Regions from separate parts of the Homo sapiens genome. Here region 1 is linked to region 2. The links are chromatin loops, found by intact Hi-C in ENCODE. Cell type or tissue: CD14-positive monocyte. All regions are shown on one strand. Each heading gives the region's core, and the rest is flanking DNA. Links, peaks and the distances in the headings are about the cores only.

Region 1 (12,316 bases), core at 4,090-6,589, 64 kb before region 2:
GCCGAGATCGTGCCATTGAACTCCAGCCTGGGCAACAAGAGCAATACTCCGTCTCAAAAAAAGAAAAAAAATATAGCTGTAAGTACAATATACGCATTTGTTCATTCATTCTCTGGCTCTGTCCAGTGAGAGACCTGAGGACAGTGACACTTGGGCAGCAGGGAGCAAGATCACCTTGTGTGTGTATCTTGGCTCTAAATACCATTCTCTACTATGAGGAACCCAAGCCCCTTGGAGAAAATTCCCAAGTCCGAGCCCAGGGCAAGGTAAATAGGAGAGGAGATGAGCATTTCATGCTGCCTGAAAGTCAGGGAGGTCTTAAAGAACGATGGGGATCATTGAAAAGGACACAGGAGCCCATTTGAAGGAGCTGTCACTGGCCAAAGTTGGCATGATTTGAGCATTAAAATAAATCATGGTAGGTACTGACTGTAAGCCATTTAATAAAATAGAAATCCGTGAGTCCACACTGATTATATAAGTTAACAAAGAACACAAGAAGGAAAACAAACTCTTCCTTAGGTAGAATGCCAACTATTAAATACAAAAGGAATGGTGACATTTTATTTATTTATTTATTTAACAATAGCAACTTTTATTTTAGACTCAGGGGGTGTACGTGCCCCTTTGTTATCTCATAATACTTTAGCATTTTAGAATAGTTTTTTCTAATTCTGTGAAAAATGATAATTCATATCCCAAACCACATGGTAAGTGTAGTACCCGGGTAGTTAGTTCTTCAATCCTTGCCTCTCTGCCTCACCCCTCTAAGTAGTTCCCTGTGTCTATTGTTGCCATCTTTATGCCCATTAGCACCCAATGTTTAGCTCCCACTTATAAGTGAAAATATACAGTATTTGGTTTTCTGTTCCTGCATTAATTTGCTTAGGATAATGGCTTCCAGCTGCATCTATGCTGCTGCAAAGGACATATTTCATTCTTTTTATGGCTGTGTAGTATTCCGTGGGTGTATATATACCGCATTTCCTTTATCCAGTCCACTGTTAACGGGCAACCAGGTTGATTCCATGTCTTTGCTATTGTGAATAGTGCCGCAATGAACATACGAGCACAGGTGTCTTTTTGGATATATACTCAGTAATGGGATTGCTGGGTCAAATGGTTGTTCTGCTTTAAGTTTTTTAAGAAATCTCCAAACTGCTTTCCACAATGGCTGAACTAATTTACATTCCTATCAATAGCATATAAGCATTTGCTTTTCTCTGCTGCCTCACCAGCGTCTATTGTTTTATGACTTTTTAATAATAGTCATTCCAACTGATGTGAGATAGCATCTCATTGTGGTTTTGATTTGCATCTCTCTGATGATTAGTGATATTGAGCATTTTTCATATCTGTTGGCTGCTTGTATGTCTTCTTTGGAGAAGTGTCTGTTCATTTCTTTTGCCCACTTTTTATTGGGGTTATTTTATTTTATTTTATTTTTTGCTTGCTGAATTGCCTAAGTTCTGTACAGATTCTGAATATTAGACCCTTGCTGCATGCAGTGTGCGAATATTTTCTCCCATTCTGTAGGTTGTCTGTTTACTCTGTTGATAGTGTCCTTTGCTGTGCAGAAGCTTTTTAGTTTACTTAGGACCCACTTGTCAATTTTTGTTTATATTGCAATTGCTTTTAAGAACTTAGTCATAAATTTTTCCCCAAGAATGATGTCTAGAGTGGTGCTTCCTAGGTTTTCTTCTAGGATTCTTATAATTTGAGGTCCTACATTTAAACTTTTAATCCATCTTGAGTTAATTTTTGTATATGGTGAAAGGTAAGGGTCCAGTTTCATTCTTTTGTGTATGGCTGGCCAGCTATCGTATCACCATTTATTGAATAGGGAGTGCTTCCCCCATTGCTTATTTCTGTCAGCTTTGTTGAAGATCAGATGGCTGCGGGTATTCAGCTTTATTTCTGTGTTCCATTGGTCTATGTGTCTGTTTTTATACCAGTGCTATGCTGCTTCGATTATTGTAGCCTTAGTATAGTTTTAATTTGTGTAATGTGATGCCTCAGGCTTTGTTCTTTTGGCTCAGGATTGTTTTGGCTATTCGAGCTTTTTTTTGGTTCCATATGAATTTTAGAATAGTTTTTTCTAATTCTGTGAAAAATGACAGTGGTAGTTTGACAGGAATAGCATTGAGTTTGTGGAATGCTTTGGGTGTATGGCCATTGTAATGATACTGATTCTTCCAATCCATGAGCATGGAATGTTTTTCCAATTGTTTGTGTCATCTATGATGTCTTTTACCAGTGCTTTGTGGTTCTCCTTGTAGAGATCTTTTATGACCTTGCTTAGCTGCATTCCTAAGTATTTTATTTGTGTGTGTGTGTGTGTGACTATTGCAAATGGGATTGCATTCTTGATTTGGCTCTCAGCTTGAACTTTATTGGTGCACAGAAATACTACTGATTTGTGCACATTGATTTTGTTTCCAACTTTATAGAAGTTGTTCATCAGTTCCCGGGGACTTTTGGTGGAGTCTTTAGGGTTTTCTAGGTATAAAATCATATCATCAAGGAAGAGAGAAAGTTTGACTTCTTCTTTTCCTATTTGGATGTCTTTTATTTCTTTCTCTTGTTAGATTGCTCTGGCTAGGACTTCTGAATGACAGAATTTTTAAAAGTCACCATTTGGCAATGATCATCATGATAATGTTTAATTAAATTAAGGAACATCATTGCATACTGAAATTATACAAGTGTGGGAGTGGGATGAGAAAGCTTAAAAGTATCTCCCTACCAAATGCTTATAAATTACGATGTGGAAGGGGAAGTAACTTTACAATAGAGAAACTTGATTGGTGTCAAGTTAATCAAATGATCAGAGCGAACGACATTAGTGATGGGACAGATTGACAATGAAAGCTAATAGGACTCACCAAGAATAATCCAGCATCACTTCTGTGCTATTTTGGCCAAAAAAGCATAACCCAGTTCTAATCATCAGACAGAGCCAAATCGAGGGACATTATTCAAAACAACCAACCTGCAGTCTTCGAGATGTCGAGGAAAAAACAAGGCATCTGTTTCAAACTGGAGGCCCGAAAGACATGGCAACTAAGAGCCATGCATTTAGAGAGAATGCAAAGTCCCGGATGGATTTTCTTGTTACAAAACCATTATTGAGAAGCTTAGCGAAACTCAAAGGGGGTTTCCACATGAAGGGTATGTGAGAGTTCTTTGTATCATTCCTTTAACGCTCTGTATTTTGAAATAGTTTCAGAATAAAAATGGAAATGGAAAAAAATGCAATGTTAACATATACGAGTTACTACTTTCAACAAGTTATCTTCCTTTTCATGCCTCAATTTCTTCATCTGTAAGGTGAAGACAGTAACAGCTACATAAAGGTTATTGGGAAGAGATGGAGAAGCCCCCAGCCGAAGGTCTGCTCACAGCGTAAATGCTCAAGCCCTGGTCATTATGAGTACTACGTTCTTGCCAACATTTTCTTGGGTTTCTTAGTCTCTAAAAGATCGTCAATTGCAAGACACGGTATTTTACATACCACTGAAGGAAAAAACAAACAAACAAACGAAAACATTCAATGAATTCCTGACGGTGTGATTCTTCTCGCTTAGAACTTTTAATACTTATTGAGAGAACTCTGTTAGACTCATTCAAATGTAGATTTTTATCCCCTGCTGCTCTATGATGACTTTTAAAAGGAAAGGGTCAGTCAAGTGAATTGGCTGAGGTGTTCCTAAAGCTCCTTCACATTTTGGGTCTGGTGTCCGGAGTGATTTTGACTCAGAGTCTCGGGTTCTTCGTTTCTCCACCAGACAGCATCCTCTGTGCTCCTGAGGGCATCCAGGCCCGCAGCCTCCCAGTCCCACAGAGGACCTCAGCAAAGACAGGCAGAGTGGGGACACCTGGGAGAAAAGAGAGCCCGGGACGTCACTTTAATTCCATCCTCTCCAGCCCTGGAGAAGCCCCTGCAGGGTTTTTCCATGCCAGGCAGGGACCTCACACTGACCGGAGTGCCTGAGAGAACCACACATGCCTTCCTCTACCCTGGGCTTTCTCTGCTAGGGTGAGGCCCTGCCAGCTCTTCCTGGCCAACCCTGCCCTTCCTGGTAGGAGGAAAGCAAAGAACAACAATCAGGCCAGAATTCCAGTGGCTTCGAGGCAGGTTCCTGCCCCTCCATTTCCTCCATTCCCCTCATTCTTGCCCTCCATTCCCCTCATTCCTGCCTGCTGCCCTTTCTCCTGGGAGGCAGCCCCATGTAGGAGAAATATGACTGCGTTTTGTTGTGTCTTGGCACTGTGATTCATCTTGTCTTTATTCAAACTTTTCATATTTGGTTCACCGTGAATAGTTTCTGCATCAGTTGGGATTTTTTTAAACCATATTGCATTAAAATATTACTTACAACAATTACTGAATTTTTAAATGCCTGTTTAAATTTTGAGCACGAGAGACTGCCTCACTCACCTGACCTTAATTCTGCTGGCCCTGCTGTGCTCAGGGAGCCACTCATTCATTCATTCATTCATTCATTCATTCATTCATTCATCTATTCATTTGCACACAGTCAAAGGTGCAATTTCTCCTCTGTACCAGGCCATGTGCTAGGTATTTGGGAGGGAAGTGCAAGCCGGACACAAGCCAGCACTGAAGATAGTGTCAGAAGAAAGACAGCCATGAACACACATGACCATATGACACATGGTGGGGTGGGGCGGCAGGGCAAAGAGGACATCGGGGAAATCAACATGCCACCAGCTACCACTTGTAGGGGGTTCTCCTGTGGCCAGCTCTGAGCTAAGGTCTTCCTGCACAGAATCTCACTGGATTCCCTCAACAGTCCTTCCAGGTTTGTAGATGCTTCTGCAAAAGTAACAGACAGATGGATGTCCCGAGGCTTGGGGAAGTAACACGCAGATGATTTGCACAAGGACACGCTTTAAGAAGCAGTGGACTTGGAAGTCCAACACAGATCTGTCTGGCTCTGGGCTCAAACCAGCTATGGTTATTGCAGCCACTTCCACCTGCATCCCCATCAAGCAGTCAGGGAAGGCTGCATGGAGGAGGCCCTGCGTCAGCTGAGGCTTGAAGGAGGCCTAGGAGTTTATAGGAAGGTAAATTGGAGTAGGAGGCTTTCTGGAAGTAAGAAAAGTCACGTGCACTATTAGCAAAGTAGGCCTGGGCCGGCACTGCTTCCTCTTTCTGCTTCTCTGTTTCCTGATGACATCAACATAAATAGGAAACGTGGGAGGCTCACTCTGCCTAGAGGCTCCAGAAGAAGACTGGTCTCTCCCACCACACAGAGGTATGGCCCGGCGTCCAGGAGCAGGGCTGAGGGGTGGGGTCAGAGCAGGGGGGAATGTGGGGAGTCCAGGATGAAAAAGGACAGGGGGAGCCTGGGGGGCGTCCTGTGGGTAGCTGTGCCCTGGGGACTTGGAGGAGTTAGGGCTTGGCCTCTTAGGATGACCTGAGCCCAGACTCCTAGGGCGGCCAGTGGATGGGGAGGCAGCCAGGGGTGCCAAGCTGCTTGGGTGTTGTAGGAGAGCTCTGGGGAGGACTCAGCCTCGCTAGCGGGATCTGGTTGGTCCTGGTGGGAAGGACGCCTAGTGGGGTGAAGAGAGCTCAGGCCTGGGAGTCAGGCACCTATAGTCTGTCTTCGCTTTGTCACTAAGATGCTGGTGGTAGTGAGAGCACCCCCTGTCCACCCTGGGCTTCTGTCTCCTCATCTGTGGAATGGGGAGCATGGATAGTCCCTGACATCTTGGTTTAGAAAGAGAGAGAACGCATGCTCGTGTGTTTGCCCGTGTGTGCATTTGTGTGTGTGCCTGTGTGTGTATGTGCATGTGCGGATGTCTGGGGATGCAGGAGTGCAGAGAGACTAAGAGGCAGAGGGTGAAACCTGGAAGCTTGCTGCGCTGAGGCCCAGAGCTGGGTGCGGTGTGGCTTGAGAAGCTCACTTTGAACTTGAGAAAGAGCCCAGCACTTTGCCCAGAGACATACCAGGCACTATCCAGCAATCTCTCTCTCTCTCTCTCTCTCTCTCAGTCTCTCTCTCTGTCTGTCTGTCTTTTTAGTTATGACACTCTGCCCTGCTGATTTGGGTTGCTGATTTGGGTTGGGGCCCAGGTGTGTGTGTTCTGTACCCAAGTATGCTGGCTGGGTGGGTGGGTATCTGGGGTGCCTGCTTCAGGGTGTGTGCAGGTGTGTGTACTGGCCCTGAGAATGAAAGGGCAGGTGTTTCACTGGGACCTTGTCAGACAGGTGCTAGCGACAAGCTGCATATGTGCAATTTTTAGTCTTCAAAAACCCTGCTGTTATATTTTTGTACAGCCCAATTCTAATTTTTTTCTATCATCTTTCCTGCTTTGTAATCATTTTATAATGAGTAAACATTTCCTATTAGCTTTTGGTCACTCTTTTTTTCATCCAGCAGTTTTATTTATATTGTTCCAGTATACAGATATACCAACACCACAGGATAATTCATGAGTTGTATAAGGAATGTATTTAATGCTAAACAAGCAACTACACAGAAACCTACCTTCATGAAAATTAGAATAATCTAGAATTATGTAGCACAAGAGACAAAGTCCCCAGCAATTTCTTTTCCCTAGTTCCATAGCTTATTCTTTTCACCACATGTATTCTTCCAGAACATTTTCTAAGCATGATACAAGCATATAGTTTTTCTTTTCCTGTTTGTTTTTTGTTTTGTTTTGTTTTGTTTTTGTGACAGAGTTTTACTCTTGTCGCCCAGGCTGGAATGCAGTGGTGCAATCTTGGCTCACTGCAACCTCTGCCTCCCGGGTTCAGGTGATTCTCCTGCCTCAGCCTCCTGAGTAGCCGGGATTACAGGCATGAGCCACCACACGTGGCTAATTTTTGTATTTTTAGTAGAGACAGGGTTTCACCATATTGGCCAGGCTGGTCTCGAACTCCTGACCTCAGATGATCCGCCTGTCTCAGCCTCCCAAAATGCTGGGATTACAGGCTTGAGCCACTGTGCCAGGATGGTAGTTTTTCTTTTTACAGAAATGGGATTATTTTATTTATATATATATATATATATTCCTAATTTTTTCACTTAATATTGTATTTTGGAATATTTCCAAATTTCTACAATAATACATACAGATTTAACTCGTTAAGTAACCCTAAGAAATATGTGGCATTTATTAGGATGGGTACACCACAATTCATCTAATCTCACGTTGATCGACACCTAGATTGTTTCTAATTTTTCCACATCTGTGAAAGTGTTTCTGTAGCCTAAATTACTAAATGCAGAATTGCTGTGCAGAGGTTGTGCGTTAGAAATTATAATAGGTATTGTCAAATCAGCCTCAAAGTAGCTGAGCTAAGCTGACGTCCCCAAGGTAGTGCATAAAGGGTCCAATTTACCTTTAGAGAAATTATCAATCTTCTAATTTTGTCCAATATTATGTATGGAAATTCTCAATGTCGCGTGATTTTTTTCTTTCCCTGATTATGGGTGAAGTTGTACATTTTCTATATGTGGATTGGCCTTTTGGATTTCATTTATGATGAATGTGGAGAAATTTTTGTTCATCTCCTGTTGAATTCTCTTTTACATCTTAACTTTTGGAGTGACTCATTTATTACGTGTATTAATAATCCATTTATATATGTTGAAAATATATTCTCCCAGGTTATGACTTATCTTTTTCTTTACCATGTTTAAGATGTCTTATGTCATATAAAAATGTTTTCATTGTTAAGTCAAACCTGTCATTACTTTTTACTTTATGGTTTCTGATTTTGGTGTCTTGTAAACCTCTAAGATCACAGGTGTCTTGTAAACCTCTTTTTACTTTATGGTTTCTGGTTTGGTGTCTTGAAACCTCTAAGATTACAGAAAGAGTTTTAATAATTTTACTATTTTGGTTTTGACTTTGAGATTTTTAGCCCACCTAGAATTTAGAGAAGTGAGTAATGTGTAAAGTAACTTTTAAAAATAATTACCATCTAATTGTCTTAACATTGCTAATTATGAGTGTGTGATTTCTCCTCTCTTCAATGATTTGAAGTGCCCCTATTACATCCTAGGCTTCTATACATACTTCGTTATTTTCTTTATTGTTTTCTCTTCCATTTGGCTGTCACTACATTCCTTATTATTTTTCTAACGAATGGAGCAAGTCTCTCATCTCTGGTTTGTTATAATTTAGAATCAGTTTGCCAAGGCCAGGCACAGTGGCTCATGCCTATAATCCCAGCACTTTGGGAGGCTGAGGCAGGCAGATCCCTTGAAGTTGGACGTTCAAGACCAGCCTGGCCAACACGGTGAAACCCCATGTCTACTAAAAATACGAAAAATTAGCCGGGTTTGGTGGTGTGCACCTGTAATCCCAGCTACTTGGGATGCTGAAGTGGGAGAACTGCTTGAACCCAGGAGGCAAAGTTTGCAGTGAGCCGAGATCACGCCACTGCACTCCAGCCTGGGCAACAGAGTGAGACTCCAACTCAAAAATAAAAATAAAAATCAGTTTGCCAAGCCCATTAAATTCCTTTTTGGAATTTTCATGTTGATTGCATTGAATTTAGAGATGATCTGAGGGACATTGACCACTGGAAGTAAAGACAATAGTGAGAGCCTCCTGTGTGAGGCTTTGACAGGAGGACACTAACGTGCCCCCTTGACTCTGTCATCGCCTTTGGTTTCTGGCAGACTTTCAGTGATGCCAACGTTTCCGCCACTGCTTCATTTGCCAGGGTTTGTTTGTTCATTTAACCAGAAATGTCTTGTTTATTATTAAATATTTAGGAGTGTCTGTCAAGATCAGCTTATCCTTTTTTCCCTTTTAATCCGTTCATCTGTTTGTTTGAATCATAAATAGGTTTCTTAAGGGTTCTCCTTCCATGTATGGAGTACCCTCTACTTGGCCATGATGTCTTCTTCTTTTAAAAGTCTTTGTCAGGTTGACCTATGAAATTGTTTTTGTCTGGAGTGAATTTGTATTTTGCTTTTCCCCCCTAGTTTTTATCCCTGCCATTCAATTTCTTCATAAGCTTGGGAATGTTTATCCCTGCCATTCAATTTCTTCATGAGCTTGGGAATGTAATATGTGCATGTTTATTTTGAGTAAGAAGGTGTTTGGTTTTTCTCTTCTCTTTTCTCTCTCTTCCTTTCTCTGTCCCTCCCATCCCTTCTCTGTCATCCTCCTGTCCCCATGCTTACTCTTCATTCTTAGTGATTTTTAATCTTTATGTTTTTAGGGATTTAAAATGTATTGAACTTATATTTTCTGGGTCGGGCACAGTGGCTCACGCCTGTAATCCCAGCACTTTGGGAGGCCAAGGTGGGCAGATCACTTGAGGCCAGGAGTTGAGACCAACCTGGCCAACATGGTGAAACCCAGCCTCTACTAAAGATACAAAAACTAGCCAGGCGTGGTGGTGCATGCCTGTAGTCCCAGCTACTTGGGAGGCTAAGTCACAAGAGTCGCTTGAACCCCGGAGGCAGAGATTGCAGTGAGCCGAGATCATGCCATTGCACTCCAGCCTGGGTGATGGGGTGAGATTCTGTCTCAAAAAAAAAAAATAGTATTTTTTTTAAAGAAACCATATTTGCTACCAGCATTTGGGTTTATTTAGCACATATATGATCTTCCAAAACAAGAGGAGATCTTTAGCAAGTTTTCAGTTCTCTTCCATTCTCCACCCCAGCCTCACAGCAAACTCCCACATTAAAATCATCTGAGTTTTAGTTCAATATTCTTCTTTAACTTATCTGTAAGTGTTACAGGTTTATTTACCTCAGTATTTCAGCTTTCTTGGATTTTTTTTTCCTGAAATATAACCTAGAGTAATTTCTTTCAGAAAAGATCTGAAAAACTTTCTTTGTCCTTACATACTCAAAATTTTTTGTGTCCTTTAAATGTCAAAGAAAACTTGGCATTTTGTGATTCTAGGTTTAAGCATAATTTTCCCTTGGTATTTTCAAGACATCTATTTAAAGTTCAGAGTCTCTTATGTGAAATCTTTAGCCAATCTGACCCTTGTTGCATTCAAAGTATCCTATTTGTTTTCTTCTGGAAGCATTTCTGGGATCATCCTCATATTCTTGCAAGACGAAAAGTTTACCAGTGAGAACTAGGCATGGCTTTATTAAAAGGAATCTTGGGAGTTAACCCTGATCTCTGTCCCCTACTACAAAACCTCATCGTAGTAGCCTCCCCCCTTGAATACAGATTCCTTACTGTCTTTGAAAAATATTTTAAAAAGGAGTCTTGTTCTTTATTGAGTGGCCTCTTGTCTCCTTGAAAGCCCTGTGAAGCTTTCCCCATTTGCTGTTGTATCTGTTTGGCTGCACATGGAAAATCCCTAAGCAACAGAGGCTTAACAACATAGAAGTTTCTTTTTCCCAGCATATAAAAGATGCCCAGAGGTAGCAGTTTCAGGCTAGTATGGTTGCTCCAGAGTGAGAGTGGGAATCCAGCTTCCTCTCTTTCTGTTGCATCATCTTCACATATGGCTTCCATCCTCAAGGTAACCTCATGGTCCAAAATAGCTGCTGAAGCTCCAGCTATCACCTCCAAGTTGCAGGCTGGAAGAAGGAAGAAAGACAGAGGGACAAAAATGAACCCCTCCCACCTAAGTCAACTGCCATTGAGCAGCCTTTTTTGGAAGACATACACAATGTTTCTATTCTCATCTCCTTGGATCACGTTTAGTCACTTGACTGCACCTAGTGGCAACGGAGTATAGGAAGGAAATAGACCTTTTTATTCTGTGTAGCAATAAACTCAGCTAAAACCTTGGCTTCTGTTGCCAGGAGGAAAGGGACACGGTCTTCCATTGTCTTTCAGACTAGGTAGCTGACATTGTCTGCCATACCTGCTCTTAATTCTCTCCACCCCCTGCTTCTGAATGCTGGAATTTTTGAATTTCTTTCCCAAACCTAAAGTTTTCTCTAAGACTTTTCATCTCCTTGACTATTTGCTCTATTTTATATATCTATCTTTTTCATTTGTGGTATCCATTCTGTGGTTTGGCCCACTATTGATTGTTGTTGTTTTTTTGTTTGTTTGTTTTTTTGAGACAGAGTCTCAGGCTGGAGTGCCATGGCAACGGTCTCAGCTCACTGCAACCTCCACCTCCCAGGTTCAAGCAATTCTCCTGCCTCAGCCTCCAGAATAGTTGGGATTACAGACGTGCGCCACCATGGCCAGCTATTTTTTTTTTTTTTTGCGTTTTTAGTAAAGACGGGGTTCTACCACGTTGGCCAGGCTGGTCTCAAACTCCTGACCTCAAGTGATCTGCCCACCTTGGCCTCCCAAAGTGCTGGGATTACAGGCGTGAGCCACCGCGCCCAGGCTTTGATTGATTTTTTTTTAAATTATGGATCTCATATCTTCAAATTCCAAGAACTCTGTTCTTTGCATAGAAGTGTCTTCTTTTAAATGGCTATGATTCTCAAATCTCCCTGAGGATGCTGATTTAGATGTCTTAATGTACTCTTTTATTTTTGCTGTATCTGTACATGTCTGTAGAAGTGTCTGCTGGGTTAGCATATGTCAGAATAGATGTGCGCTGTTTTGACATTTGGGAAACTGAATCACTATTGGCATAGAGGTCAGGGACAGAGTCTAGAGGCAGCCCACTGCGGGCTCGAATCTCAACCTGTTCCTTACCAACCGTGTGACTGTCGACCAATTACATAACATCCCACCCCTGTTTTCTCATCTACGAAGTGGAGCTTCTAGTGGTAACCTATACATAGATGTATTCATATCCGTAAAACCTTTTGAATAATGCCTGGCTCATGGAAAACACTGCAATATTGTCAGCCACTATCATGAATTCTCTCTGTGTATGTGAGTATTGTTTGTGCTCTTTGATGATATTGATTTGTTTTAACCTTTTAAAGTAAAAGACACTAACCTGTCCTCCATAATTCTGGTTGGTATGGTCTATATGTTGAAGTGCACCCAAGTTTATGTTGCAACCTAATCCCCAATGTGAGAATATCTGGAGGTAGTGCCTGTGGCACCCTATAAAATACCCCAGCGAGCTCCCTTGCTTATTCCATGTGAGATTATAGGGAGAAGACTGCAAGGAACAGGCCCTCACCAGATAGTGAATCTGCCCGCACCTTGATCTTGAACTTCCCAGCCTCCAGAACTATGAGAAATAAACTTTGTTACTAGTAAGCCACTCCATCTATGGTATGTTGTTACAGTAGCCTAACGGATGAGTACATTGGTGCAAAGATTTTCTGTTTGCACTCCGTCCTTTCCTTTTATGGTTCAGTCAGTTTGACAAATTACAGAAGATTTCACTTTTATGTACTTCTGCCAGCCTTTGTCTCTGTGATGTCTC
Region 2 (12,316 bases), core at 4,314-6,813:
GGGCAACACAGGGAGACCCTCATCTCTACAAAAAATTTTTCAGATTAGCCAGGTTTGGTGGTGCGCACCTGGAGATCCCAGCCACTTGGGAAGCTGAGATGGAAGGATCGTTTGAGCCTGGGAGGTAAAGGCTGCAGTGAGCTGTGATCACGCCACTATACTCCAAAAAAAAAGAGAGAGAGACTGAGAGAGAGAGATAGAGAAAAGAAATCTTGGCCCTGTGACCATAAGAAATAAGGAGTTCTTTCAGAGTAATCTAATAATTCTCTGGTGGTCTATCTCTGCCTTCAGCTGGAAATTTACAGTCCTAAATTTGTCTCTTTATTTTTCCTCCACTTTTTCCAGTATGGTCAGAAAAATCCCGCCGGTTCTACAAGAAGAATCTAATATAAGAATCTTATATTGCAATAGCTACTTGATGTCCCAAGGCCTTGCTTGCCATAGGCAGTTGACCCCAGGCAATTACAGATGCTAATTTAGGTAACTGATTTGTCAAAGCATGTCATGAACGGCTAGTGTCTCACTTTCTACTGGCAATGAAGTCACTGTGGCCTTCAAATCTAAAAAGATGAAAAGAACAATTCCAGATTCCTATATTCAAATATTTGGTCTCCAAAAACCCCTTTTAAAACCAAAACAACTGTGGAAAGAGCATGCAGAGCAAAAGCCAGAGAAGCCGCCAGTGGGTGGGAGAAGCTGCCACTAATGGGCAAGGATGGCTTTCAAGAGCTCCCAAGGGAGGGGCTGGGCATCTCACTTGCCCCACACTTGGCTACTGGCACCTTCAGAAGACAGTGTCCTCTCCTTCTCTCCTGTCTTCTAGATCTTTCTCTAGAGCCTCTCACTGGGGAACAAAGCTAGAACCACACAAGGGGCTTCTGGGAAGTCTCTGCCATCCAGAGGAAACCTTCAAAGGGAATGGTGGTGACAGGGGATTGACACGGACAATCCTGTATATCGAGATGGTTTCTCTTATAGCTGTTCTGCTTTGAAGACTCCAACAGACCTACACCCTCTGAATGCTAACAGTAGTCTTAAAAGTGTCATGGAAGGCCGGGCACGGTGGCTCACGCCTGTAATCCCAGCACTTTGGGAGGCCGAGGCTGGTAGATCACCTGAGGTCAGGAGTTCGAGACCAGCCTGGCCAACATGTTGAACCCCCGTCTCTACTAAGACTACAAAAAATTAGCCGGGGGTGGTGGCAGGTGGCTGTAATCTCAGGTACTCAGGAGGCTGAGGCAGAAGAATCGCTTGAACCTGGGAGGTGGAGGTTGCAGCGAGCCGAGATCGTGCCACTGCACTCCAGCCTGGCAACAGAGCAAGACTCTGTCTCAAAAAAAAAAAGTGTCATGGAAGGACTTTGGCTCTTCCCCACAATGGCCACTTGGACCCTGGACTAGGGCAGACAGCAACGAAAACCGAAGAAGGAATGGAAAGAGGATAAAAAATAATATATTTTTATTTTTATTTTATTTATTTATGTATTTATTTTTGAGATGAAGTCTTGCTATGTCACCTAGGCTGGAGTGCAGTGGCGGGATCTCGGCTCACTGCAACCTCTGCCTCCAGGGTTCAAGCGATTCTCCTACCTCAGCCTCTCGAGCAGCTGAGATTACAGGCATCTGCCACCACACGTGGCTAATTTTTTTTTTTTTTTTTTTGAGATGGAGTCTGGCTCTGTTGCCCAGGCTGGAGTGCAGTGGCGTGATCTCGGCTCACTGCAAGCTCTGCCTCCCGGGTTCACGCCATTCTCCTGCCTCAGCCTCCCAAGTAGCTGGGACTACAGGCACCCACCACCACACCTGGCTAATTTTTTGTACTTTTAGTAGAGACGGAGTTTCACCTTGTTAGCCAGGATGGTCTTGATCTCCTGACCTCGTGACCCACCCACCTCAGCCTCCCAAAGTGCTGGGATTACAGGCGTGAGCCACTGCGCCCGGCCAACACCTGGCTAATTTTTTTTGTATTTTTAGTAGAGACTGGGTTTCACCATATTGGTCAGGCTGGTCTCAAACTCCTGACCTCAAATGATCCGCTGAAATGATCTACCATTTGGGTCTCCCAAATGTGCTGGGATTACAGGTGTGAGCCACCGTGCCTGGCCAAAAGTAATATATTTTTTAAAACCTGGCAGGAGGAATTTGCCTATCTGAGATATAGACTATAAGGGCTGACGGTGCCTGTGAGGAGAACGAAGATGCCCTTTTGCTCTGGAGGACTGTATTTTCAGAGCTGTCAAATAGCGTGTTCCCTCTGTTTGTTTCTCTCTCTCTGAATCCCCTTCCCAAGGTTGCAAGCATAATCAAGGCCCTCCAGAGCAAAGGTGCTCGATTTCACTAATAAAGCAATGCAAAATGAAACAACTGTGTGATCCTATTAGACCTCTCATATCACTGAAAATAAAGCAAGTGACAGCAAAAGTCCATGAGAAGAGGAGGAAACGGGCATGCTCACTCTCACTCATGACAGTGCAAATTCGTGTGTTTCTGGAAGGCAATTTGTTAACTTACACGATAACATTTTAACTAAACATGCCCTATTACTCTCAGAAACCTAGCCCACGGAAATACTGAAACTGCCTTTGCAGAATGGCTCACACCCGTGATCCCAGCACTTTGGGAGGCGGAGGCAGGCGGATCACGAGGTCAGGAGTTGAAGACCAGCCTGGCCAAGATGGTGAAACCCCGTCTCTACTGAAAATACAAAAATTAGCCGGGCGTGGTGGCAGGCGCCTGTAATCCCAGCTACTCGGGAGGCTGAGGCAGAGAATTGCTTGAACCTGGGAGGCGGAGGTTCCAGTGAACCGAGATGGCACCATTGCACTCCAGCCTGGGCAGCAAGAGTGAAACACCATCTCAAAATAAATAAATAAATAAATAAATACAAAAATTAGCTGGGCGTGGTGGTGCATGCCTGTAGTCCCAGCTACTGGAGAGGCTGAGGCGGGAGAATCGCTTGAACCTGTGAGACGGAGGTTGCAGTGAGCCCAGATCACGCCACTGCACTCTAGCCTGGTGACAGAGCAAGACTCCATCTAAAAAAAATAATAAATAATAATAATAATAATAATAATTACAAGTAATGAATTAGAGAAAACTAATGTGACTGACTCCGTCTTGCTTCTAACCTCACAGGCTAAATTGCTTTTTTGCTTATTTTAGTGCAGAGTTCAAGAAACTATGAGAGGAATTTAGTTTATAGCTAAACTTACAGGCAAGGAAAACTGATTCCCCCCACCACTCCTCTCCTTGTCCAAAGACTGAAGCTGCATTCATAAGACAAGGGTAGAATTAAGGTAGAGGCTTGAACTTTGCTAAGGAATAGGCAGAATTAAACAATGACTGCCCAGTGCTTAGCTTGTTTTTCTATAATTTGCTTACTGTCCAGAGTCACTTAACTGGGGGTTAAGTGGCAAGATTTATAATTCCCCCAACTACTCCTATAGATGACATCACTATTGTGAAATCTAAAAAAACTGGTCTTTGAGATATTTTTCAGATTTAGCATTTTGATAAACCAACAGATACCACTTTGTTCTGAGACTGCCCACCCCCACCACAACCCACCCCAACTCCCAGGAACTGATTCAGCTGCGTGAAGGCAGATTTATTTATTTATTTATTTATTGAGACGGAGTCTTCTCCACCCGGGCTGGAGTGCAGTGGTACAATCTCAGCTCACTGCAACCTCTGCCCCCTAGGTTCAAGGGATTCTCCTGCCTCAGCCTCCTGAGTAGCTGGGATTACAGGCACGCACCACCACACCTAGCTAATTTTTGTATTTTCAGTAGAGACGGGGTTTCTCTATGTTGGCCACGCTGGTCTCGAACTCCTGACCTCAAGTGATCCGCCCACCTCAGCCTCCAAAGTGCTGGGATTACAGGCATGAGCCATCGTGCCCGGCCAGATTTAGATGCCCCTGTGATTTCATCTCCAGTCAATCAACGGTTCCAGTTCCCCAACCCCCTGCCCACCAAAGTACCCTTAAAAAAAACCCTAGCCTCTGAATTCTCAGGGAAATGGGTTTGAAAAATTTCTCCCTGTTCCCCTTGCTTGGCAGGCCCTGTGATTATTAAACTCTTTCTAGGTGGCAACACCTCCCGTTCTCATTGGTTTCTTCTAGGGCAGCGGGCAAGAAGAATCCATTGAGCTGTGACGATTCTGACATGAGCATGAAAAGATGTGTCCAAGGATGCTCCGTGGGTGTGGTTTGTAATAGTCCCAAGGTGGAAATATCTGAAGCTCCCATCAGTGGGCATCTGGTTAGTGTAGCAATATGATAAGGGGGACTTTCAAGACTCCAAATTCAGATAAAGAGTCATCAAAGAGCCCACATCTGCAGAGAACCATAAACAGTGGGGGTCAGATGCCCTCTCAGGGTTCTGCAACCCCACATCCTCACTAACACACTCTGGCCCTCCTCTGGGCCAGGGAGACCTGGGCTAGAGAGAGAGGGAAGAAGTGTCAGAGAGGTGAGTGCTTGGCCAGGTAAGAAAAACTGTGGCTTTTCCTTCCCCCTTACCGTGAAGAAGGAGCTGGGGTGAGCTCCTCTGCCCCAAGCCAGGTGAGGATATCTCCCAGAGGAGCAATGGTAGAGCCTGGCGGTCTTCACTAAGGGGAGACTCACATTTTGTTCCCCAGTGAGAACAACCCATCGTGCCTGCCGGACCTTGCTGTGCTCTCTGCCTTCTGATAGGGAGGAGAGGGTTGGAGGGAGACCACGGGGGATGGAGGCTAGTGGGGCTGCCACACTTCCACCCCATGACGCCACAGGATGAAGGAGCTTCCAAAATGCACGTGGACCCCAAGGAAGGGAGTGAGGCGTGAGTGGCCACGCAGAGCCCATCCAAGGGGGCAGACAACTGGGTGAGAACACCCCAGCAGGCCAAGGCTGTGGGGTGTGCCCTAGAGGAGGGCAGGACCCGAGGCAGTATGGGGAGCTGCTGAGCCAGTGCATCTCCCTCACGGGGGCGCTGTGCAGTGTAGGTGCCCCTATGGGACACGCACACCTCCTCCAAGAGCGGCCCCCGCAGCGGAGCAGAGCTGGCCAGAGGAGCACTAAGTAAGCCAGGCTGACAGAGGTGCTGGAAAAGAGGTCCAAGGGGGAGCTGGAACTGTTACAGGCATTCAAACCAGAGTGACTCCATTTTGAACAGGGGCTGGGCTACTGGGCTGCGTTCCCAGGAAGTCAGGCATTGTTAGCCACGGGATGAAATAGAAAAAAAAAAGTTAGCCAGGTCTGGTGGCGCACACCTGTAGTCCCCGGAAGGATCGCTTGAGCCCAGGAGTTCGAGGCAGCATTGAGCTAAGATCTCGCCATTGCACTCGGCCTGGGTGACCGAGTGAGACCCTGACTCTAAAATAAGTAAATAAAAAGAACCAAAAAGTATCTAATTATGGATGATTTTTACTTTCGTTTAGACGCTATTCTCTATAATAAAAAATGTTGCATTTGTAATCAGAAAATTAAAAAAGAAAGAAAGAAAGAAAGAAAGAAAACTGTTAAAACTGAATTGGTAGAAGAATGGGTTAGTGAGACAATCCCTCGCAGAATCTTGTGCTTTGGGAAATCTCCGTGCCGTTTGTAGAAGGATTGCACCAGTGACGCGGTGACACCCATCTCCTCCCAGCCCCGCCTCCTTCCTTCCGGTCCGCTGCTGAGGCTTGGCTCGGCTTGTGCTGCCACCTACAGGTCAGCGACAGACATTACTTCAACCCCCCTTCCGCAGGGGCAGCCGCTCCCAGCTGCAGTTTTCCCTTTTCATTTTAAGCCCTTGGATTTCAGAGTTGAGGATGGAGATGTGTGGGAACTTCCAATGTGAAGTCAAGATAGGGGAGAGGGCAAGACAGAATGAGATAGAGAACACCTGTGTGTGCATCTGTACATGCAGGGCCCAGTGCAAAATGAAGATGTGGGGGCCCCTTGTTCAAAAATTATTAAGAATCTCAATATTGTAACAGTAGGGCATTAAATCAAGTGCAGCGCCCTCTGAGAATGAGCCGTCTGGGACTGCACAGGTTATAGGCTGCATGCCCATGAAGCCGACTGGCAACCTTGTATTTGGACTTAAGTTAGCAATGCTTTCGTATGCTGTGCCTAGGTGTGTATGTGTACAAATATGTATATTTGTGTGTGTGCATCATGTTTGCGTGCACCTGCTTGTACAAACGTGCTTAGATGTCTGGTTTTTGTTTCGTTTTGTTTTGTTTTCTACACGGAGTTTTGCTTTTTCACCCAGGCTGGAGTGCAGTGGTTCAATTTCAATTTGGGCTCAGTGCAACCTCCACCCCTGGGTTCAAGCGATTCTCTTGCCTCAGCCTCCCGAGTAGCTGGGATTACAGGCACCCGCCACCATGCCCAGCTAATTTTTGTATTTTTAGTAGAGATGGGGTTTCACTATGTTGGCCAGGCTGGTCTCCAATCCCTGACCTCAGGCAATCCACCCACCTCGGCCTCCCAAAGTGCTAGGATTACAGGTGTGAGCCACCACGCCCGGCCTTAGATGTCTGTGTGTAAGTTCATGTACAGTGTGTTTGTGTGTGTGTGTGTGTGTGTGCATATATGCATGTGAGACAGCAGGTTTCTCTGTTCCAGGGAAGGACAGGGGCCTCAGGTTTCTCACTCCAAGGCTGCTGAAGAATAGCAAGAGGGGCCGGGCGCAGTGGCTCATGCCTGTAAACCCGAGGCAGGCAGATCATAGGGTCAGGAGATCGAGACCATCCTGGCCAACATGGTGAAGTCCCCTCTCTATTAAAAATACAAAATTTAGCCAGATGTGGTGGCGGGTGCCTGTACTCCCAGCTACTCGGGAGGCTGAGGCAGAAGAATCGCTTGAACCCAAGAGGTGGAGGTTGCAGTGAGCCGAGATCATGCCATTGCACTCCAGCCTGGTGAAAGAACAAGACTTTGTCTCAAAAAAGAAAAAAAAAAAAAAAAAGACTAGCAAGAGGGTGTCTTCCTATAAGAGGAGTTGTCAGGTCCCACCCACTGAACTGCAGGGCTCTTGGCACAGAAAAACTCTCTCCTAACCTCAGCACTAAGGGAAGACCAAACTCTAGCTGGCTCCTAACAGCATCAGGACGTGTCCCTTGGATGACTCCAGCACCACCATCCTCTCCCCATTAAAATGTCACCTGAGGCTGGGTGCGGTGGCTCCTGCCTATAATCCCAACACTTTGGGAGGCTCAGGAGGGAGGATCACTTGAGCCCAAGAATTTGAGACCAGCCTGAGCAACATAGCAAGACCCCATCTGTACCTTAAAAAAAAAAATGGCCCTCACACCTGTAATCCCAGCACTTTGGGAGGCTGAGGCAGGCGGATCACCTGAGGTCAGGAGTTAGAGACCAGCTTGCCCAACATGGTGAAACCCTGTCTCTACTAAAAATACAAAAAATTAGACAGGCGTGGTGGTGGTTGCCTGTAATCCCAGCTATTCAGGAGGCTGAGGCAGGAGAATCACTTGAACCTGGGAGGCGGAGGTTGCAGTGAGCCAAGATCGTGCCACTGCACTCCAGCTTGGGTGACAAGAGCGAAACTCTGTCTGAAAAAAAAAAAAAGGCCAGGCATGGTGGCATGCACTTGCAGTCCCAACTACTCAGGAGGCTGAGGTGTGAGGATCACTTGAGCCCAGGAGTTGGAGGCTGCAGTGAGCTATGATTGCACAACTACTCCAGCCTGGGTGAGGGAATGAGACCTTGTCTCTAAAAAAATAAATACATGAATAAATAAATAGATAAATAATGCTGCTTGAGAAAGCTCAACATTACCTGGAGAATTGACTGTTTTTGTTCTAGCCAATGCCTGACAATAGGTCCCTGTATTTGGCCGTTAATTCATAAGAAAAAAGGTTTCATTGGCTCACAGTTCTGCAGACCATACAGGAAGGAGCATGCTGGCATCTGCTTCTAGGGAAGCCTCAGGGAATCTTTTTTTTTTTTTTTTTTTTTTTGAGGTGGAGTCTTGCTCTGTCGCTAGGCTGGAGTGCAGTGGTAGGATCTCGGCTCACTGCAACCTCTGCCCCCAGGTTCAAGCGATTCCCCTGCCTCAGCCTCCCGAGATGCTGGGACTGCAGGCACGTGCCACCACGCCTGGCTAATTTTTTTGTATTTTAGTTGAGACAGGGTTTCACCATGCTGGCCAGGATGGTCTCGATCTCCGGACCTCGTGATCCACCTGCCTCGGCCTCCCAAAGTGCTGGGATTACAGTCATGAGCCAGCTGCCTCAGGGAACTTTAACTCATGGCAGAAGGCGAAGCGGGAGCAGGCATGTCTGTCACATGATGAAAACAGGAGCGAGAGAGTGAGGGGGGAGGGGCCACACAGTTACCCAATCAGATCCCACAAGTACTCACTCCTACTGCGGGAACAGCACCGAGCCACGAGGGACCCACCCCATGACCCAAACGCCTCCCACCAGGCCCCACTTCCAACATTGGGGATCACATTTTAACATGAGATTTGGGAGGCAACAAACACATACCCAAATTATACCAGCCCTGGCCTCTCTTTCTTAGAAAATTAACCTAAGAACAGCTTACGATGATGAATCCCTCCCTGGTCCCTTTGAGATATGTGTGCATCTTCTACAGCGCAGGAGCGGCCTGAAAGTTGTTCCTTTGAAATGGAATCCTCAGGAAGGACAGGGCCTCTGTCTCCCTGTCTCTGGGTGAACTGAATCCCAGCTGAGATCATTGCCAGCTTGCAGACATAGACACAACTGGCGGGATGGCTCCGACCCTGCCCAGCCCTCATCGCTGTTCACTTGAGTGCCTGCTGTCTTCCCAGCTCCCACGTTCTTTCTTTCAAACGTCTGCCCAGCCACCTCTGCAGAAGCTGGAACAGAGCTCAGCTCTTTCCCCTGCTGAACCAAATCTGCCTCCACTTCCACTGCCTGCACTCATGTCGGTTGTGTTTCCCTTTGACACCCACTCTGCCACCTGGACCATTCAGGGTGCTCCCCCTGACTCCTGCCGCCAGCGCCCACACTGGCCTCCTATGACAGGGACACACGCTACTGCCACCGCCGCTGGAGCAGAGCCTGCCCCAAGGCTGCGAGTGCCAAGGAGGTGCAGCCCTCCCCTGCCATGGGGGCAGCCCTACCCCAACGCCCCGATAGCTCTGAGGTTCTACAGATTCTACATGCTTCCTAGAGTTCCTGGGGGGAGTTAAGTTCCAGGGGTAATTTCCGTCATCGTGTACTTTTTTTTTCTTTCTTTCTTTCTTTCTTTTTTTTTTTTTTTTTTTTTTTTTGAGATGGAGTCTCTCTCTGTCTCCCAGGCTAGAGCGCAGTGGCATGATCTCAGCTCACTGCAACCTCTGCCTCCCAAGTTCAAGCGATTCTCCTACCTCAGCCTCCCGAGTAGCTGGGATTGCAGGCGCCCACCACCGCGCCTGGCTAATTTTTGAATTTTTAGTAGAGACAGAGTTTCACCATGTTGGCCAAGCTGGTCACGAACTCTTGACCTCAGGTGATCTGCCCGCCTCGGCCTCCCAAAGTGCTGGGATTACAGGTGTGAGCCGCCCTACCCGGCCAGTTGTGTACATTTGATTGGCTTCCTTCTTTCTCTCTCTTCCCCACTCCCCTCCCTGCATCTCCTCATGAGGGTTCCCAAGTAAACCCTTGCATGGGAATCCTTGTTCCGGGGTCTGCTTTTAGGGAACCCAAACTCTGAGGCTCTTCCCCAGCCATGTGGCTTGGTCCCCAGGGACTGTTCTGGAGGGGCTTTGGTTTTTATTCTCAGCTGGGCAATGTGTAATATGCTTATCTGCCCCCTGCAGGCAAAGCCCGGCCCAGACTCCACCCTAGGGTCTAATTTCTGTCCCTACAGATATCCTTCATCTCCCTTCTCAGCTTTCCTGCGGCTAAACTGAAACGGTTTCTCCTTTGTCCTTTCTTTGTTTCTGATCATTTCTGGGTGGCTGAGGTATGTGGGAAATATACTAAGGCTAAATCACACTTATCCAGCCCCTCTTCCACGCCAGGTACTATGGCAGGCGCTTCATCCCAGGAGCCCCTAGACCCTCACAACCGCCCCATAAGGTAGATTCTCTGACTATCCCCAGTTTACAAATGAGGAAACTGAGGCTCAGAGGAGGCCTCTTGCCCAGGGTCTCACAGCTGTTTGGCAGCTGAGCTGGCATCCAGAGCTGAGTCCTGGTTCTGGCCACCCTGCATTGAATTAGCCAGGGCAGCAAGGTCACTGAGAGGGTGCCCCAAAGGAAGCCGAAACACCTGAGCTCAATTCTGTGTCTTCCTCTCACATGCTTTGGGACCTTGACAGTTCACTTTATTGTCCATGCAGGCCTCAGTTTCCCCATTTGTTAAACAGGGAGGTGCAGATAGGGGTCTCTAAAGACCTCCCAGCCTTTTTCCTCTTGTTCTTCCTCAGGGAGGGAGCACAGTGTTATAAAGACTTCAAGTCTACAGTCCAAGAAGCCCTGCTTGGACTGTGGACCTCAAGTCAGCCTGTAATTATCTCGGGTTAATTTATTTGAAGAAGTTGCCTGGCTTTTCCCCAAATCCTACCAAATGCATCTGCAGCTTTTCCTTCTCCTTCACCCAGCTTTAAAATATCTCTCCCGCTTCATAATTAGGAAGAATTTAATGACTAGCAGCAAATATGAAAATCTCCATGTAAACTGCCTCCTCTGGACTTTTGTTTGTTTGTTTGTTTGTTTGAGACTGAGTCTTGCTCTATCACCCAAGCTGGAGTGCAGTGGTGTGATCTCGGCTCCCTGCAACCTCCGCCTCCTGGGTTCAAGTGATTCTCGTGCCTCAGCCTCTCAAGTAGCTGGGATTACAGGCACCCGCCACCACACCCAGCTAATTTTTGTATTTTTAGTAGAGTCGGGGTTTCATTATATTGGCCAGGCTGGTCTCAAACTCCTGACCTCAAGTGATCCGTCCCCCTCGGCCTCCCAAAGTGCTAGAATTACAGGCGTAAGCCACCGCACCCGGCCTCTCCTCTGGACTTTTTACATACGTATTCTAGACCTCAACCTTGCCCACCATAGTTTGTACTTCCCCTGAGCAACGTGACCTAGGTGAGGTTAAAGTTGAGGACCTCCAAGTTAAACCACCTGGATTCAAACTCCAGCTCCAACACACTAGCTGTGTGACCTTGGGGGAGTCACTAGAATTTTCTGTGCCTCAATTTCTGGATCTATGAGGCAATGAGGACAATAAAGGTACCTACCTAGCAGGGGTGTTGTGGTGACTAGGTGAGTTCATGTGTATACAGTGCTTTCTCAGTGCTAGCTATTATTCTTAATGGGGTCACCCTGTGGTTCAAGTCCCTTAAGTCTGAGAAAATGTGGTCTCTCCTTGGTGAATCAACTTATCTGTGTTGGACATTGCAAGAAGGTTGGGGAGTAAGGTAAATAGACCTAACTAAATCTTATATGAAGTCCAGGAACAGTGGCTTACATTTGTAATCCAGCACTTTGGGAGGCTGAGATGGGTGGATCACTTGAGGTCAGGAGTTCGAGACCAGCCTGGCCAACGTGGTAAAAACCCCATCTCTACTAAAAATACAAAAACTAGCCAGATGTAGTGATGCACACCTATAGTCCCAGCTACTCAGGAGGCTGAGGCACAAGAATTACTTAAACCCGGGAGGTTGCAGTGAGCTGAGATCTTACCACTGCACTCCAGCCTGGGTGACGGAGTGAGACTTTGTCTCAACAACAACAACAAAAATATTTAAAAAATTAAATAAATAAATATTATATAAAACAAAATCTAGGGAAAATCCCTTAGGGGGGTCACAGGTCAAGATGACTGGAAGAAACCTATAATCACCCAGAATTGATTGCACAAAAGAATGGGCTTGCTTGTTTAGGGACAGCCAGAGAGGATGTGCTGTGGGAACCATTTGGGGAGCAAATGAGCAGCTGAACTATTTATTTCTGACCTCCAAAGGGCCCACAGTGACCAATTCCCTTCCCTCTGGAGACTTGGAATGTTTTACCCTAGGAAGTCTGCATGGGACCCTGACCTGCTCCAAAGCTCTAGTAACGCTGACCCCAAATCACCTGGGGCCAGGAGCAATGCTCCCCAGCTTCTAAATTCCCACCCTGGAAGCCCCAGGCAGTTGACTTCCATCCCCCAGGCTGCACCCTCTCTCTCCTGACCCTTCACCACCTTGTATTAATTTCATCTTTGTCTCATATTATCATCTCTCTGAGCCAAGGACTACTCATCTCTGTCTCCCACATGGTGCCAAACACTCAGCGTATAGTAGGTGCTCAGTAAATACTGGTCTGCTGGGGCCAGACACGGTAGCTCACACCTGTAATCCCAGCACTTTGGCATGC

The links. Peaks named below come from ENCODE experiments on the same cell type or tissue, not always from the same donor. Only the 100,000 strongest peaks of a DNase experiment are listed, where the experiment ranks them.
Region 1: it touches region 2 in a loop (1.9-fold over the local background); 2 of 110 quality-filtered maps call a loop at or near these places.

The regions. Positions count from the first base shown.
Region 1 is chr22:36,908,399-36,920,714 of GRCh38, forward strand. CSF2RB (colony stimulating factor 2 receptor subunit beta) reads left to right here and starts at 5,230. Exons shown (of 14, transcript NM_000395.3): 1 at 5,230-5,279. LOC105373023 (a long non-coding RNA gene) reads right to left here. Exons shown (of 2, transcript XR_938230.2): 2 at 10,074-10,541. RefSeq lists an enhancer at 3,063-3,764. In CD14-positive monocyte, for the core only: no CTCF peak of the experiment used is centred there; DNase peaks (open chromatin) are centred at 4,863 and 5,173; H3K4me3 peaks cover 2,198 bases; H3K27ac peaks cover 2,500 bases.
Region 2 is chr22:36,972,556-36,984,871 of GRCh38, forward strand. No RefSeq gene overlaps it. Among named protein-coding and RNA genes, the nearest start is that of LL22NC01-81G9.3, 13 kb to the left of the region's middle. RefSeq lists cis regulatory regions at 8,167-8,494, 9,510-10,109. In CD14-positive monocyte, for the core only: CTCF peaks have their summits at 5,705 (motif pointing left) and 5,912; DNase peaks (open chromatin) are centred at 4,976 and 5,636; H3K4me3 peaks cover 978 bases; H3K27ac peaks cover 738 bases.